Regions from separate parts of the Homo sapiens genome. Here region 1 is linked to region 2. A link is an interaction called in ENCODE POLR2A ChIA-PET data of the cell type or tissue named here. Cell type or tissue: PC-3. All regions are shown on one strand. Links, peaks and the distances in the headings refer to the core of each region. The heading gives the core; the rest is flanking DNA. Region 1 has its middle 21 kb from the start of SNAR-I. Region 2 has its middle 95 kb from the start of SNAR-I.

Region 1 (4,405 bases), core at 123-4,122, 74 kb after region 2:
ACCCATTCCAAAGGTCTTTGCACATAGTGAGTTAAGGTTAGGGAGATGGAGAGGCTATAAAGATTGTTTTTCTTTGAAGGACATAAAAAAAACTACTCTCTCAAAAATAAGCATATTATTGGCATTTGTTTTCCTTGAATCTTTTTTGTTATTTATTTATTTTTCAAAAAGTTATTGGGGTACAAGTGGTTTTTGGTTACATGAGTAAGTTCTTTAGTGCTGACTTGTGAGATATTGGTGCACCCATCACCCGAGCAGTATATACTGCACCATATTTATAGTCTTTTATCCCTCGCACCCCTCCCACTCTTCCTCCAAAGTCCCCATTGTGTCATTCTTATGCCTTTATGTCCTCATAGCTTAGATTCCACAAATCATTGAGAACATACAATGTTTGGTTTTCCATTCCTGAGACACTTCACTTAGAATAATAGTCTCCAATCTCATCCAGATCACTGCAAATGCCATTAATCCATTCCTTTTTATGGCTGCGTAGTATTCTATCGCATATATATACCACAGTTTCTTTATCCACTTTTTGATTGATGGGCATTTGGGTTGGTTCCACAATTTTGCAATTGTGAATTGTGCTCCTATAAACATGCATAAGCAAGTATCTTTTTTGAATAATGATTTCTTTTCCTCTGGGTAGATGCATAGTAGTGGAATTGCTGGTTCAAATGGTAGTAATACTTTTAGTTATTTAAGCAATCTCCATGTTGTTTTCCATAGTGACTGTACTAGTTTGCATTCCCACCAGCAGAGTAGAAATGTTCCCTGTTCACTGCGTCCATGCCATCATCTACTGTTTATTTATTATTTCTTATGGCCATTCTTGCAGGAGTCAGGTGGTATTGCAGCATGGTTTTGATTTGCATTTCCCTGATCACTAGCGATGCTGAGCATTTTTTCATATGTTTATTGGCCATTTGTGTATCTTCATTTGAGAATTGTCTATTCATGTCCTTAGCCCACTTTTTGATGGGATTGCTTGTTTTTTTTTCTTACTGATTTGTTTGAACTTATTGTAGATTCTGGATATTAGTCCTTTGTGTATAGATTGTGAAGATTTTCTCCCACTTTATGTGTCGCTTGTTTACTCTGCTGACTGTTCCTTTTGCCATGCAAAAGCACTTTAGTTTAATTAGGTCCCAGCTATTTATCTTTGTTTTTATTGAATTTGCTTTCACGTTCTTGGTCATAAAATTTTTGCCTAAGCCAATGTCTACAAGGGTTTTTTCAATGTTATCTTCTAGAATTTTTATAGTTTCAGGTCTTAGGTTTAAGTCTTTAATCCATCTTGCAATGATTTTTGTATAAGGTGAGAGATGAGGATCCAGTTTCATTCTCCTATATGTGGCTAGCCAATTATCCCAACATCATTTGTTGAAAAAGATGTCCTTTCCCCACTTTATGTTTTTGTTTGCTTTGTTGAAGATCAGTTGGCTATAAGTATTTGGGTTTATTTCTGGGTTCTCTATTCTGTTCCATTGGTCTATGTGTCTATTTTTATACCAGTACCATGCAGTTTTTGTGACTACGGCCTTATAATATAGTATGAAATCAGGTCATGTGATGCCTCCAGATTTGTTCTTTTTGCTTAGTCTTATTTTGGCTCTGCGGGCTCTTTTTCAGTTCCATATAAATTTTAGAATTTTTTTTTTCTAATTCTGTTAAGAATGATGGTGGTAATTTGATTGGAATTGCATTGAATTTGGAGATTGCTTTTGGCAGTAAGGTCATTTTCACAATATTGATTCTACCCATCCATGAGCATGGAATGTGTTTCCATTTGTTTGTGCCATCTATGATTTCTTTCAGCAGTGTTTTGTAGTTTTCCTTGTAGAGATCTTTCAACTTCTTAATTAGGTATATTCCTAAGTATTTTATTTATTTATTTATTATTTATTTGCAGCTATTGTAAAAGGAGTTGAGTTCTTGATTTGATTCTCCACTTGGTCGCTGTTGGCGTAGTGAAAAGCTACTAATTTGTGTACATTAATCTTGTATCCAGAGACTGCTGAATTATTTTATCAGCTCTAGGAGCTTTCTGGTGGAGTCCTTAGGTACATTTTCAAGGTAAACGATTATATCGTCAGCAAACAGTGACAGTTTGACTTCTTTTTTACCAATTTGGATGTCTTTTATTTCTTTCTCTTGTCTGATTGCTCTGGCTAGGACTTCCAGTACTATGTTGAGGAGTGGTGAGAGTGGGCATCCTTGTCTTGTTCCAGTTCTCAGAGAGAATGATTTCAACATTTCCCCATTCAGTATTATGCTGGCTGTGAGTTTGTCATAGATGGCTTTTATTGCCTTAAGGTATGTACCTTGTATGCAGATTTTGCTGAGAGTTTTAATTATAATGGGATGTTGGATTTTGTCAAATGCTTTTTCTTTTGGCATCTATTGAGGCGATCATGTGATTTTTGTTTTTAATTCTGTTTATGTTGCATATCACATTTAATGACTTGAATATGTTAAACCATCCCTGCATCCCTAGTATGAAACCCACTTGATCATGGTGGATGATCTTTTGATATGATGTTGGATTCGGTTAGCTAGCATTTTGTTTAGGATTTTAGCATCTATGTTCATCAAGGATATTGGTCTATAGTTTTCTTTTTTGGTTATGTCCTTTACTGGTTTTGGTATTAGGGTGATGCTGGCTTCATGGAATGAATTAGGGAGAGTTCCTTCTTACTCTATCTTGTGGAATAGTGTCAAAAGCATTGGTACCAATTCTTCTTTGAATGTCTGGTAGAATTCTGCTGTGAATCCATCTGGTCCTGGACTTTTTTGTTTTTCTTAGTAATTTTTAAATTACCATTTCAATCTTGCTGCTTGTTATTGGTCTATTCAGGGTATCTAATTCTTCTTGATTTAAGCTAGGAGGGTTGTATTTTTCCATTCTTTGTTGACTTTCTGTCTTGATGATCTGTCTAGTGCTGTCAGTGGAGTACTCAAGTCCCCCATTATTGCTGTGTTGCTGCCTATCTCATTTTTTAGGTCTATTAGTAATTGTTTTATAAATTTGGGAGCTCCAGTGTTAGAGGCATATATGTTTAGGATTGTGATATTTTCCTGTTGGACAAGGCCTTTTACCATTATATAATAGCCCTGCTTGTCTCTTTTAACTGTTGTTGCTTTAAAGTTTGTTATGTCTGATATAAGAATAGCTACCTCTGTTGCTTTTGGTGTCTATTTACATGAAATGCCTTTTTCCACCCCTTTACTTAAGTTTATGTGAGCTTTATGTGTTAGGTGAGTATTCTGAAGACAGCAGATCGTTGGTTGGTGAGTTCTTATCAATTCTGTGGTTCTGTAGCTTTTAAGTGGAGCATTTAGACATTTACATTCAATGTTAGTATTGAAATATGAGGTACTGTTGCATTCACCATGATATTTGTTGCCTGTGTATTTTTGTTTTCTTGGTTTTTTTGGTTTTGCTTTTTAACTTGTATTTTTGTTTTACAGGTCCTGTGTGATTTATGCTTTAAAGAGGTTCTATTTTGTGTTTCCAGGATTTGTTTCTCAAGATTTAGAGCTCCTTTTAACTGTTCTTGTAGTGGTGGCTTCGTAGTCGCGAATTCTCTCAGCTTTTGTTTGTCTGAAAAAGATTGTGTCTTTCCTTCATATATGATGCTTAGTTTTGCTGAATACAAAATTCTTGGCTGATAATTGTTTTGCATCAGGAGGCTGAAGATAGGACCCCAATCCCTTCTAGCTTGTAGGGTTTCTTCTGATAAATCTGCTGTTAACATGATAGGTTTTCTTTTATAAGTTACGTTGTGTTTTTGTCTCACAGCTCTTAGGATTATTTCCTTCATCTTAACTTTGGATAACCTGATGACAATGTGCCTAGGTGAAGATATTTTTGTGATAAATTTCCTGGGTGTTCTTTGTGCTTCTTGTATGTGGATGTCTAGGTCTCTAGCAAGGCTGGGGGAGTTTTTCTTGATTATTTCCACAAATATGTTTTCCAGGCTTTTAGAATAATCTTCATCCTCAGGAACACTGATTATTGTTAGGTTTGCTCGTTTAACATTATCCCAGACTTCTCAGAGGTTTTGTTCATATTTTCTTATTCTTTTTTCTTTGTCTTTGTTGGATTGGGTTGATACAAAAACCTTGTCTTCAAGCTCTGAGTTTCTTTCTTCTACTTGTTCAATTTTATTGCTGAGACTTTCCAGAGCATTTCACATTTCTAAAAGTGTATCCAAAGTTTCCTAAATTTCTTATTGTTTTTACTTTAAGCTATTTATTTCCTTGATTTTTTCTCCCTTCTTTTTGTATCATTTTTTGGATTTCCTTACATTGGGCTTCCCCTTTCTCTGGTCCCTCCATTTCTGATTAGCTTAATAATTAACCTCCTGAATTCTTTCTCAGGTAAATTAGGGATTTCTTC
Region 2 (4,405 bases), core at 74-4,073:
TCTAATTGTTTTTTTCTAATTGTTTACAAATCTCCAATTTTTTTCTAATATATTTATTGGAAAAAGATCCATATATAAATGGACACACAGAGTTTAAATCCATGTTGTTCAAAGATCAGCTGTATGTATTTTCTCATTTCCTAGGGCTATAAGCCATGGATGCTGAGGAAGGAATGTGAGCATTTTTTCCCACATGTTTTGATTTGCTTATTAGTTTGTTACCCTTTCTTCACAGATTTTGATTTTACCCATGTCTATACTCTGGATTCAATAATCACAAGGGAAAGGCTATGCTGTGAGCTTTAGCTTTAGATGATGGAAGATCATGTTAGCTGGATATGGAATATAGACACACATCCATGTACATGTTTGCACATACACAGTGGTCAATATATGCCGATATATTTTTAAATATAATATCTATGGTCTAAACTACTTAAAAAGACCACTGTCTTCATCACTGAGTAATGAAAACCAAGAGAACATTTTACATCTGTGTAAAAATACAAAGCTGGCTATTAAAAAAGTAATAATTTAGTTTCTCTCTAATTCACTGAAGCCAGTCACACAGAATGTCAGCACACCAGTCATGGAAAGAATAATTCTGTGAGTTGACTACCAATATAGCACTTTCAAAGGTTCGCATGAAACCTGATTTTTCGGGCAAAAACTGTGCTAATATTCCAGTAGACTCTGAGTTCCACTCCTATATTATAAGATGATTAAAACTGAAATTGAACTACCTAGGCCTCTTTATCTCAATCTCTGGAAAAAATGCCTCCACTGATTTATCACGTAGCATCGCTCTTTCAGCCTATGCACATAATCTTTACAAGAATGATTCTTTTGATCCCAACATTACATAGTACAAAGAAGTCATTATTCACTTTGTCACATGCACAAAAAATCTTTAGGTACATTCTAGTTTGTGTTTGTTCCCAGGAAAAATATAGCTCTGAAGATAAATGTCTTACATTTCTGCCACCTAACACAGATAATATATAAGTGCTTTCCTTTTATTTTCTTGTGCTCTGAGTAACTAGCTTAAAGATTGCTCATATAAATGCAATTACGGAGGCTTAGGAATTGTTTTTCTTATATTTTTCTATGTTGTTTTTCTGTTTCACAATCTATCATCTTATATTACATACTTCTTAATTGAGTAAGGTTTATTTGGATGTTAGTGGCACATAAATTCTAAGGTTAGTCAAATATTTTAACATTTTGTTTCAATTTGTGGAACTTCAAAAATTAGCCTGAAAATAGAAAAATATCTTATTTGAGATAGATAGTAAGAACCTAATTAAACATTTTAAATATTCCATTTGATTTCATTGAATATGTTAAAGATAAATTATATACAACATATTTTCTTTAAAACCTTGTGGCATTTTTATTAATTTGTGAACTGGATATATTATATGTGACTTTAACTCCTTGATTTGTTATGCTTATATTTAAGAAGTTCAAATAATTTTGAGTTTCTAGATGGATACTAAGATTCAGTAATAACTTTAGCTGGGAAAATATGGTCTCTTGTTTGCTGACACATTTTCACTTGACACTGAAAATTTGACACTGGTAGCTGAATATAAAATTCCTCAAACTTTGTATACTACTAAACTAATATATCACTCTTGTAGTTATCAGTGATGATGGTAGTTCTACCAGTCCATAACAAATTACCCTTAAACTTAATGGCTTAAAACAACAAATATCTATTACCTCATAGTTTCTGTGACTCAGGAATTTGGGAGTGCCTATAGGCTAGAGGGCTCTCATAAAGTTGCTAACAGGATGTCAGTCTCCGTTGCAATTATCTGGAGACTTAACTAGGGCAACAGGATCCATTTCCATGATTACTAATGTGGCTGTTGGCAGCAGGTCTCAGTTCCTTGCTGGCATTGGCCAGAAGCCTCAGTTCTCTGTCACATGATCTGCTCCATAAGGGGGTTCAAGTGTACTCACAAAGTAATAGCTGACCTCCCCCAGTGTGGGTGATCCAAGAGAGAAGCTGACTTCATATTGTCTTTTATGACCTGACTTACACACCAGCACTTTTACTGCAAGACATTCATGAAGAAAGAGTCATTAAATCCAGTTCATACTCAAAAGAGGTGGAAACTAAACTTTACTCTTTGAAAGGAGCAATGTCAAAAAACTTATAAATATGTTTTTAAAACTCCACAATTTGCCCTCTGCCTGCAATTTATTTTACATTTATATCATATTTAAAATATACTTCTCCTTTTTGAAGACTCTCCGAAGTCCTATATTTGTACAGCATCTGCTTAAAGTCTAAATCACATCCAGGTACAGACGGCGGTCCTTGGGGGCAGCTTCTTATTTTTGGCTCGTAGAGTTAAGTTTTAGAGCTGTAAAATCAACAGGCAATATAACCTCCCTATTCCACATGATATCATGGGAAGATAAGCATAGTGTAAACACTGTAGACATTACTGTTCAGAAAGCAAGGGAAAGGGAGGCACGAAGGAATCATTTTGGTACTCTCTGGTAGTCACTGGCACATAGCAAATTGTATAGAAATTCCCACCAGAGAGCATCTGCTATGGAGGAGGCACTAAACCATCAAGAGTCAGAATGACTGGAACAGTTGACGTCAGCTAGGCTTTCAGTGTGGCTATTCCAAGGCTGGTACTCAGGGCCTGAAGGGAGTATCTACAGTGGCAGATATGAAGGCTACAAACGAGCCCAGCAGCAAAGATTCAAAATTACCAAAGTTTATTTCGCTACTTCCACTACTGAATGTCTGACATGACAGCAACTGGGACCAATACTGTGCTCCTTGATATGGCATCATTTCTTAAGGATATCAACCATCCAATTGGGGAAAGTTAATTACAACAGACCCCTTTAACCATTGAGAGAGAATGATTTGACCTTGAACAGGATTGACATTTATTGTGGATATAAATTTTCCTTTCCTACCTTCAGGACCCCAGCCAGCTCCTTTTTAGAGAACTTAAAGGGGTTTTCCCACAACATGAGATCCTATAAAACATTGCCTTAGATCTTGCAGTTGACTTTACAGCAGTATAGATATTGCTATGGGCTCAGGACAATGAGATTCACTGGTCCTACTGCTTCATATCATCCAGAAGCTGCCAGTTTTATAGTTGGATGAAGTAGCCTTTTGAAAGTACCACTAGGTGCCATTCTGCAAGTATGGTGCACTATCCTCCAGGGTGCACTTACACTCTGATACAACCATTACATAATGTTAGCTTCCCTGTAGGTAGAATACTTGGGTATGGGAACCAGACTTGAAGTAGGAATGTCTCTGCTGGACCTTATTATCAGTGACCCTGGACATTTTTGCTTTTTTTCAAAACTTTAGGCTCTGTAAATCTGCAGATCTGGGTTCCCAGAGGAAGGACGTATCCATCAGGTGAGAAACCTAGACCAGCAGAGGTAATAGCCGCAGATGAAGATAGTAAAGAAGAAAGCTAATGAAGATCAGTTAAAGCTTCAAGACCAGCAAAGGCTATATAGTTCAAGTCACCAACCTTCCTCTTACACATTATTAATAAATGATATCAATAAGAATCGTGCAGAAGCTGTACACAGAAGAAGTAAAGTTACTATAGGAAGCAATGCAAGGGATGACTTGTAGTGGATATTACTTTTATCACCCAGATCTCTCTTTCAGGACACTCATTCTCTTAGCTATCAAAAATCTAGGATTCTTAGCTTGATGGCCGATAGCTGCTACCCTCTCTGGTGCTTGCCCTAGACTTAATGGATTTGTGTTTCCACAAAAGTTACACTCCTTCACTACGGGCATAAGAGGTACAATAACTAGTCCTAACAGGGCCATGAAGGCTCTGGAAACTTGCCTCATCTTGAAACACCAGAAAGCCATTCCAGCTTCAGAGCTGCCCGGTGATTTGGCTGAGACCTCTGTGATAACTTAATCACAGTGCAACTTTTTATTTTCCCTTACTTCCAGGCATCATTCCTAAATGCAATCTTTAATGAACTTCTTTTACACAGTTCTTATTTGTTTATTTCCAGGAAACATTAACTAAAAGTCATCTTACTTGCTTAGTAAGTTATTGAGGTATTATAGGAGGAGGTGTAAAACCCACAGAGTTGGGTACTCAGAATGCTCTCTTTCAAAACTCTCACATAGAGTCTTTCACTTTCTCTCAGAGTCTTTCATACAAGACTATTCATACAAGATATTCTTGTTTGAATCTGTGAGGCTATACATAAGTACATGAGATGTGTATAAACACAGCATTTATATGATGTGTATATATATATCTTAGGTATATATTATGTATGCATGTATAATACATATAATATATAGATATACACACATATGTTTGTGATTAAACAAAACAATTTTGTAATGTGGAAGTAACATTTCTTCCATCTCTCT

Evidence for each region. Peaks named below come from ENCODE experiments on the same cell type or tissue, not always from the same donor. Only the 100,000 strongest peaks of a DNase experiment are listed, where the experiment ranks them.
Region 1: POLR2A ChIA-PET joins it to region 2 with 5 read pairs; 2 of 35 experiments call an interaction of 5 or more read pairs at or near these places.

What each region holds. Positions count from the first base shown.
Region 1 is chr3:190,896,447-190,900,851 of GRCh38, reverse strand. No RefSeq gene overlaps it. Among named protein-coding and RNA genes, the nearest start is that of SNAR-I, 21 kb to the right of the region's middle. In PC-3, for the core only: no CTCF peak of the experiment used is centred there; no DNase peak of the experiment used is centred there.
Region 2 is chr3:190,970,490-190,974,894 of GRCh38, reverse strand. No RefSeq gene overlaps it. Among named protein-coding and RNA genes, the nearest start is that of SNAR-I, 95 kb to the right of the region's middle. In PC-3, for the core only: no CTCF peak of the experiment used is centred there; a DNase peak (open chromatin) is centred at 1,804.